3 separate regions of the Homo sapiens genome follow, and all the other regions are linked to region 1. Evidence: chromatin contacts called from ENCODE Hi-C or POLR2A ChIA-PET data. All regions are on one chromosome and are shown on one strand. Each heading gives the region's core, a stretch centred on a gene start or an enhancer-like site at or near the end of the contact. The rest is flanking DNA. Distances are from core to core; before and after follow the strand shown. Region 1 overlaps LOC105378379 (a long non-coding RNA gene). Region 2 holds the start of LINC00856 (long intergenic non-protein coding RNA 856). Region 3 has its middle 82 kb from the start of LINC00595.

What was found. A loop is a pair of places that touch in the nucleus more often than their neighbours do. ChIA-PET counts read pairs that join two places held with the same protein, here RNA polymerase II (POLR2A). Pooled maps may share reads with other maps.
Region 2: a map of CD4-positive, alpha-beta T cell shows a loop between it and region 1 (2.8-fold over the local background). The contact joins the promoter of LINC00856 here to the enhancer-like site in region 1. A Hi-C loop is called at or near these places in 2 of 168 maps with a recorded cell type or tissue (CD4-positive, alpha-beta T cell and naive thymus-derived CD4-positive, alpha-beta T cell) and 8 of 50 pooled maps.
Region 3: a map of DLD1 shows a loop between it and region 1 (3-fold over the local background). The contact joins two enhancer-like sites. A Hi-C loop is called at or near these places in 1 of 168 maps with a recorded cell type or tissue (DLD1). POLR2A ChIA-PET finds 5 or more read pairs at or near these places in 1 of 52 experiments (WTC11).

Annotation. Positions count from the first base shown.
Region 1 is chr10:78,655,469-78,658,278 of GRCh38, forward strand. The region is part of intron 3 of LOC105378379 (a long non-coding RNA gene); the gene reads right to left. Among named protein-coding and RNA genes, the nearest start is that of LINC00595, 390 kb to the left of the region's middle. Within about 2 kb of position 1,452, at least 4 of the 41 ENCODE cell types and tissues checked have a DNase peak (open chromatin) inside an H3K27ac peak, as active enhancers do.
Region 2 is chr10:78,247,280-78,250,089 of GRCh38, forward strand. It overlaps LINC00856 (long intergenic non-protein coding RNA 856), which reads left to right and starts at 1,346. Exons shown (of 2, transcript NR_038985.1): 1 at 1,346-1,791.
Region 3 is chr10:78,347,860-78,350,669 of GRCh38, forward strand. No RefSeq gene overlaps it. Among named protein-coding and RNA genes, the nearest start is that of LINC00595, 82 kb to the left of the region's middle. Within about 2 kb of position 1,437, at least 3 of the 41 ENCODE cell types and tissues checked have a DNase peak (open chromatin) inside an H3K27ac peak, as active enhancers do.

The DNA of each region.
Region 1 (2,810 bases), core at 202-2,701:
TGAAAACATCTAAAAATGTGCAGATTTCACGTTTTAATAATTCCAAATTCTGTCTTCTCTTGAAACCCTCAGGAGATGTGGCCATCCTGCCCTTACATGCTGGAACACAGCAAGTGCTGGAGCTGACCTGTGGCTGCCCATTTTAGACAGTTTCAATGCCCTCCAGCCTGCCCAAGTCCTCATGCCCAGGCCCACTGCACACCCCCATTGACACTGTCTCCTGGCCCATGCAACCCCAGAGTTTTCCACTTCTCATCTAGAGCCAGCCCCTCACTCAACAGAGGAGAAATGAACCCTAGAGAGGGCATGGGATGAGCGGGTGCTGCCACTGTTAAAAGCAGCACTGTGTTTCTGCACCCCAGGGTTTGTGCTCAGTAACTGTTTACTGAATGACCAAATACCCTTTTCCATTATTGTGCTAGGGTCAACAGCTGATGCTGGTGTCCACCCACGGTGCCCCCCTACCCTGGCCACAGCACACCCCCCTTTATCGATCTCCTTGATTAATAAACAGTCCATGTCAGAGAACAGGAGCCTAAATCACACATCTCTTTGTGCCTTTCTCCAGATTTCTTCTTTTGTTTCTTGGGGAGAGGCTGAGGCAAGTCAACTCACAAAAATGTGCTTCCACTGAATGGGATCCTGGAGTTTATCTAATAGGCAGGTTGGGAAAAATGAAAACGCTAATTACTTCAGGGAAAGATGGAAAATGAGTCAGCTGATTGGGCCACCAGGCAGCCAGTAGGAGCTGATTTTTTTTTTTTTTAAAGAGGATAATGACTTATTCTAGGGGATTTCAGTTGTGCACACACAACAAAAATAATTCCAAGTGTCTGCTAGCAAAATCCCACGCTGCCGAACATCGCGTTTGAAAATTAATGTGACAAGCTGGAGGCCTATTTGCCCCAAGATCAGAAGACAATGAAAGCTTCCTCCCCAGGAAGTTTCTCAGGGTAGAACCAGAAATCCGGAACTGGAGAACCCAGAGGGCAACGCCCCACCGGAGCCAGTGGACGGGAATCAGCTGGGACGCCATGCTGCCCTCCTTTGTCTGGGTGATCAGGCCCAGCCTCCCGAGTTACTGATGATCCATATGGAAGCTGGTGGGGCTGCACATTAATTGCCTTGTTCAACCCATCATTAAAATGATACGTCTCGCCTTCGGGAGCTGTGCTGGCTGGCGGCGAGTTGGGCACACCTCCTGGGTAGAGAGGTCTCCCAACAGGGCCCTACACACGCTTCTTTCTGAAGAGTTGCACGGTGATTTGGGGTTCATGCTGGTGCCATTGGACTCTAGGAACCAAGGACCCCAGGGCCCTTGCTCCCACTCTCCTTTCTAGCGGGCAATGGAATTAATGAACCCCGGGCAGCCCTGGATGCAGGGCACACTCGGTCCTTTACAGCTCTTTGTCTGCAGCCAGGCTCTTGTCTTTCAGAGCTGGCTGCCGCCCCGTCTCTGGAGCTGATGCAGCAGCCAGATAATGAACAGTATATCAGCGGAGGCGGCGGAGGGGGGCGACGGGGAGAGAGGCGAGCGCCCGAGCGAGTTGGACTGACTTATTATTCCTTCACTCTCAAACAAAACAAAATCATTGGCCTGCCAGGGTCATTAAGGACCCCGGGGTTGTCATAGAAACGACCTTTGGGGCCTGGTGGTTGTTAATGCATGAGTGACTGCCTGCATTGTGTGTGTGGGGAGAGGTCAGAGTTTTGTTGGTGGCTTAAGAAAGAAAGAAAGAGAGTGAGGAAGAAAGAGAGCCAGCACAAAGCCCAGGATTGGGCGGCTGACATTCAGAAGGAAGGTTGTCCGCCGTGGCATTGATTAGCTGTCTGGGATGGTGAAAGTCCTGTGCCCGGCACATAGTAGGTGCTCAGTAAATGTCTGCAAAGGTGAATGGACACGTTTCTCTGGTTAAAAATGCCCTCCTATGCCCACTCTGAATTCCACCTCCCCGTAACCCGGAAGCCACTCTGCCAATGCTCTCCCTGAGAGTGCTTAGACAGGTAATGCTCCATCATTGTTCCAGCCGAGAGTAACAAACTCACAAGTTTCAGGAGGCACTTCTATGCCTTCAACTTGGACAGGACAATTTTCATGGTTCCCAGGGACCCAGGAGGAACTCGTTGGGGTGGGTGGGCAGGGGCTTTTACAGAGGAGAAATATAGGACAACAGGGCCTCCTCTGTCAGCCTTGGATTTACAGATGCGCCTTCAACCCACTTTCTAACCAGGGCACTCTGTCCCCTGCCAGGAGACACTGAGCACCACCCGTGAGACGGAGCTCCCCCTACTGGCTGGTGTTCAGAGAGCTCAATCTCCAGGGGTTGACTCTCTCCAGCTTGTCGGGTTTCAGAACCAGCCCTGCTACTAACTCTCTGTGTGTCCTCTTGCAAGTCCTCCTTCCTCAGTTTCCTCACCTGGAACATTAGACATGGTCCAGATGACATCTACAGCCCATCCCAAGCCTTCTGTTCTGATGCCTCTGGGTGGGGGTGGGGGGTGGGGGGGGTGTCTTTTCTGAATTTAGGATTTTACTTTCCAGGTTGGAAGAAAACATTCTAGCCACCTTTTGGGGGTGATTATAGAACCATTTGATCTCTGAGATGTCTAAACCTGGTTGCCTTCTCTGGTGTCACCATAGAAGTGAGGAGGCCCGGGCCTTTCAAGATCCTCTAACACTGTACTGCTTATGTTAACTGTAACACCATGTCCCCTGATAGCCTCTTGAAGTCTCCTTGTCACATTTGGAGGCCAATCCCAGGACCTGCCCACTGGAGACACACTCACTTAGCATTTACTACTAGAGTAGC
Region 2 (2,810 bases), core at 96-2,595, 410 kb before region 1:
ATTATTATTGTAATTTTTATTCTTCTTTTTTTTTTTTTTTTTTTTTTTTTACCTTCCCAGGGGGAAAGGGCCTGAGCTTGTACATTCTTCAGCCAAGTAGCAAACCTCTCTTTCACAGATGGTCAGAATACATAAAATCATATGATATAAAGACACAGATGGTGTGTTCCCACTCACTATGCTGCCCGCCTTTTAATTTTACTCTCACTGCTGTCCTGTGACTTTAGGAAAGGGCGGTTATTGTGTACAGCACAAGTACAAGGCTTAGAAAATATTTTTTTTCCCCCAAAGGCACACAAATAAATATTAGACATAGAACTGAAATGCCTTTTTGTGTTCATAAGACTTCTTAGAAAGAATGACAGTCTAGGAATTAAAGTCTGTGCTTCTAATGGGAAATCCTTGGTCCTGATGTGTTTACATTGAAGCAACTATTTTAACTGAGTCTTATGAAAGACCTTCTTAGGAGTGACAGGTATGAGCTATTGCAACAAAACATAGTGTACAATCTTATGTGAGGGTCTTTAAATAGAGAGCCGGTTATAAAGACTGTGTCCCTGATGTGTGGGGCTGGTCCTCCTCCCCAGCAGACCTCACCTCCCTGCCCTTTCAGCATCCCCTCCTTGGCCCCAGCTGATGGCTGATGCTCCCATTGGTCTCTGTGGTGCTACCTGCCACTGGCCTGCCAAGACCTCAGACCCTCGCTGTCTCCTTGTCCCATTTCCCCTGAGGCTTGTGGCTGGTTCTGTGGTTATGACTGAGTTGGCCCTTCTGACATCCTGATCCAGACACTTCCCAACCTAGGCTGTCTCAGCTCTCCAAAAGCACCCTGAAAATAAAAATGGAAAGGAGTTTGGCTCCTTGGGTGAGGTTGTTCCTGCTCTCCCTAAGACACTGTTCTTTTCTGTAAATTTCACCTATCTGAAAGAAACAGAATGCTTCTTGTTTCTTGGTGGGGAAAAGTAACCATAATGGAATGCCGCCTTCATGCTAGGCATTTTACAGGTCACCCCATTTAATCTTCACAATTCTATAGGAAGGGATGCTTGTCTCTGCTTTAGAGAGGAGGAAACTGAGGCCAGAGGGTTTATGGAACATGTGCAATGTCATGTGGAATGTTAATAGTGAAGCCAGGGCCAAAACCGAGGTCTGCCTGAGTCCAAGTCCAATTCCACAAACATGATGTTAACATACTCCTCGGTGCCAGGCACTGTGTTTTAGGGGCATAGCTGCCTCCCTATTGTCAAGGATTTTGAGCAGATCAGATTTGAGGACCTTTTTTCGATAGGTCTATATTTTTCTTACAGCCACTCCCCATTTTAAGCGCATCGTGAGTAGGCTTTTGGAGTCTGATCTATCGAGCTGGGTATGTTTGGAAAGCTACAGAGCAGTAGCCATAGAAAGACTGCGTGAGACAGAGTCCTAGCCTATCTGTCCGGCCAGTCGAACCTCATGTGTTCGCTGCTTTCATTTTCCCTTGGCTGAGGAAACGATGGTTTGGTTTTGCAAAGGAATGCTGGGGACTTCTGCCAGCTTGCTAACGGCCTTGCCCCATTCAGATGCATCGAACTCACAGAACATCGCTCCCCAGCTGCTGGCTCGCGGTTCTGAGAGTGCCTGAATAGAAAACCACTCATTTCCCTTCGCAAAAGAGGCGCCCAAAGCAGATATTTCAATATATTCCAATTTAGCCGAGGGAAGCCAGAACATGGATGTTGTTGCCAAGGAAACCACCTCCTTCCTCCTGTGTGCTGTGCATACGTGTATCACTTCATCTCTCTGCTCTCCAAGGTAATATCATAGCTCCGTGCTTGGGGAAGGGTTTTTAAAAAGGCATATAAAACCTCTTAGCATCAAGAAGATTCATTAAATGATCTCATTCCAGAGAAGCTTAAATTATTCTTTTTAGATCCTTTTATGCTGAGGATGGGGAAATGGCTGAGTCAGTGCTATCTCTCGCAGCCCAGCTTGGTGTCTTCGTGGAGACAGTTTTTCAGAAATAAACAAATCAGAGTTCGCAAGCTTAGACAGGGCGAGTGTGTGTGTAATAAGAACGAGGCCGTCATGTAGCTGTAATGTCACGGTCTAATCCCTCCTAGAGGATCTGCCAAGACCACCTTGATCTGAGGGCCTCCTGGGTGTGAGGCCACATTGCACAGGGCAGGCTTCAAAGTGGAGACAAGAGAGGGTCGGTGTTGCAAGGCCACCTGTCAAAAGATTCCTTGTTCGGGAACTGCGTGGGGATTTCTGCTGCCCAATCTGTTCTCAGACCCACTCCTGGGCTGTTTTTGTCCTGCCTTGGTGTCTGGTCTTGGGTCCACCTCTCTCTCCTGGACGCTGCCATCACCCCCTTCATTCCCACCTACCCTATTCTGTATGTTAAAGTCAGCACAATCGCCCTCATGCCTTACAACCCAAGAGACAAACTGGAGGGTGCACTTGGTAGTCATCTGAGAGCTCAGTGGGTGGCCCCGACTTTCACACCTTCTTCCTCTCAGCCCCTCCTGGTTTTTAGGGCTCAGATTCCCCCTTGCCCACTGCATATGCAGATTAAATTTGGCTTCTCTCTTTCAATTAGTGGCACTAGCCAAGAATATTGGTTTATATTAGTCATTCCCAGCTGGGGGGCAATTTTGCCCCCCAGGGGACATTTTTGGTTCTTATTTCGAGGAGGGAGTCCTGCTGGCATCTAACGTGCAGAGGCCAAGGACTCTGCTGAAACAACTTACAGTGCACAGTCCAGGCCTCTAAAAACAGAATTATCCAGCCCCAGGTGCCAATAGTGCTGTGGTTGAGAAACCCTGGCTTAT
Region 3 (2,810 bases), core at 187-2,686, 310 kb before region 1:
CTGGAGAAGATCCTGCAGGTGGGTCTGCATGCTGAGTGCGGCAGGCAGGGTCAGAGGAGAAGGGCTATTTTAGTGAGCTGAAGTGGGAGGGATGGGTGTATATTGCGATTCTAGCTAGAAGGATTGCTGTGGCAGGGCCCTCCAGCTAGTCCAGCTGGTGCCTTCCTGACATGTGTACACCCCTTCCATCCACACTCCCTCCCAAGTAGTGGCTGTGTCCCTAGCACTCTGGGAGTCGTTCAGCACCACAGAGGAAGGGAACCTCTCTCTGTTATTATCATGTATCCCCAGCTCCCTGTTGTGGGTGGATGTACATGGCAGGGGGTCCAGGTCGCCCAGAAGGTTCTCAGGATTATTTTTTGAATGGAAGAATGGTCAGAACTGCCTCTTGGTTCTTGTCTCCCAGCAATCCGCAGGTATACCTGGCCTGAAGCCAGAAAGCCAAAGGGGTCCAACTGTATCCAAAAGCCCACTTTTCTAAGTAAATGTGCATCAGGTGTCTTAACCATCAAGCATGGATCCAGAAACGCTTATCACTGTCTGTAGCATATGCAAAGCACTGTGGGAGATAACATAATGTGAGGTGTCTGGTCTCTGCCCTTGAGATGCTGACAATGTAGTTGCTGGAAAAACACCAGTGGATTCAGTTGAATGAGTCCTTAGATGGCCTCTCAGGCTCAGCCCTGTAATGATCACCATTGTTGTTCCTGCATTCCTGGTTCCGGTAAGAGTGCCCGGCATGCTGATGCTGATTGGTGCAGGGACTGCATAAGAAGGCCCTTCAGCCCTCTGGGCTCTTCTCATTCTCCACTTTTCTTGATGGGTGGTCCAATTTCTGAAAATATGCCCAGCTTCTACTTTGTACTTCTGCAATTGTCTGCCTCAGCCAAGTCATAACTGTCTCCTCACCACCCCCAACTCCTGGGACATTGTCCTGGCAGCCTTCAGCCTCTGGTCTCAGTCTCATACCCTCTCAGAAAAGGTAAATGGGATGCACACACACACACATGTGCACACACACGAAATTTCTCAATTCTCCCACCAAGTGGAGAGCCTCCAAGTTCCATTCCTTACCATCCACTGTGGCTTAGGGGCTGGAGATTTTGGTAGCCTCTTCTTGAGACAACAATTACACATCAATCTCAGAGGGAGGCATTTTGGAAAAATGCCAAAAGACTTGGCCTAGTTTGGCTGAGCTCACCTGAGAGCCGGGTGTTACCTCAGGCACCGTTGGAGAAATAGGCTCCACAGAGGAGCCACGGGGGTAGTTATTCTCTGTTCAGGAATTGGAGTCAGTCTCTGTTAGGTGTGTGAATGCTGAGTGATGGAGCAGGAAGTGCCATCCTTACCATCTCAGGCCTGGGCTGGAGTGTGTTAAAGGTGGCTCCTGCCTGCCGGGGGAGGTTGGCAACTCTCTCAAAGCAGTGAGCACAGATTCCACAACCTATCTTTGCGCAGTGCTGGCTGCTGATCTTGCGGATGGGGACTGAAAGTTCTGCCCTCACGCTCCTCTGGCATTTCAGTCCTGACCCAGGTGCCAGAGTCCTGGGTTGGCAGGCATTCTGGGCAAGCCAGAGATGGCTCCACTCTGTGAAAGGTCAGTCACTTAGTTGACAATATTAGGTGGTGCTGACTCTGTGCCAGGTATACTCTCACCTGTGGTTCTCAACCAGGGTCTATTTTGTGCCCCCCCAACCTTACCCACCAGGGGACATTTGGCAATGTCTGGAGACATTTTTGATTGTCACAGCTGGGAGGCAGTGGCTACTACTGGCATCTAATGCGTAGAGGCTGGGGATGCTGCTACACATTCTACAAAGCACGGAATCCGTCTCCACAGCAAAGAACAATCTGCCCCAAGATGTGAACAGTGCTGGGGTTGGGAAAGCTTGCTCTATACAGTGGGCTCCCAGAGGTGTTGGATCTGGACAAAATCCCTACCCTCAGAAAAGCTAGGCGCTAGTGGGGGTGGACAGATCATCTTAGAGCTGGTCCCTGTCCTCCAAGTGGTGTCCTGAAGACAGTTCATTTGTTAGTTTCCCCCTTGAGTTTTTTCATTCACTTGTTCAGCCTTCACAGGTTGAGGTTTTTTCTTGGGATACAGAAATGGCATGGATCTGGTGCTTCCCCTCAAGCAGCCCATGTCCAGTGAGGAACCAAAGCATACACATCAACACGCACATACACAAACACACACAAATGCATATATGCATGCATGCATAAGCACACACACGCATGTGTGCATGCAATTCCAACACTATGCAATAAGGGCTGAGGTGGATGAATATCTGGAGACTGTAGGTGAGGAGGGGTTTGTAGCTCAGCCTTGAGGGGTGTCAAGGAATGCTTCCTGGGGGAAGTGAGCTGAATTTTAAAGGACAGGGAGAATCAGTAGGGGGAAAAGCCATTCCCCTAAGAAAGAACTAACCCTCTGTAGAAACCCATGGGCAAGAGAGTTCAATTTCCTGCAGGCTCTGTGGAGCAGCCAGAGGCTGCTATAACCCTCTGCCACAATCCACACTAATTGCTCCTTCCTCCTGTGACAAGGCATCCCCTCTCCCCTCTGCCCCACAGCCCCTCCCCCATCACACCTTAAACTCATCTGTGAAATTGCATTTCTCACCCTCTCTGCCTCCAGCCCCTCCATCACTGCCAGGAGAGGCCATCAGTTCCCTGACCCAGCCCCAGCCCTCAGATGGGAGTCAGATGGTGCCCTCAATTATTTTCCTAACAACCAGGAGGATTTGGGGGAGAAGTAGAGAAGGAAAGGGAAGATAATGTGGCTTCCAGGGGCTTGAAATTGGACAGAG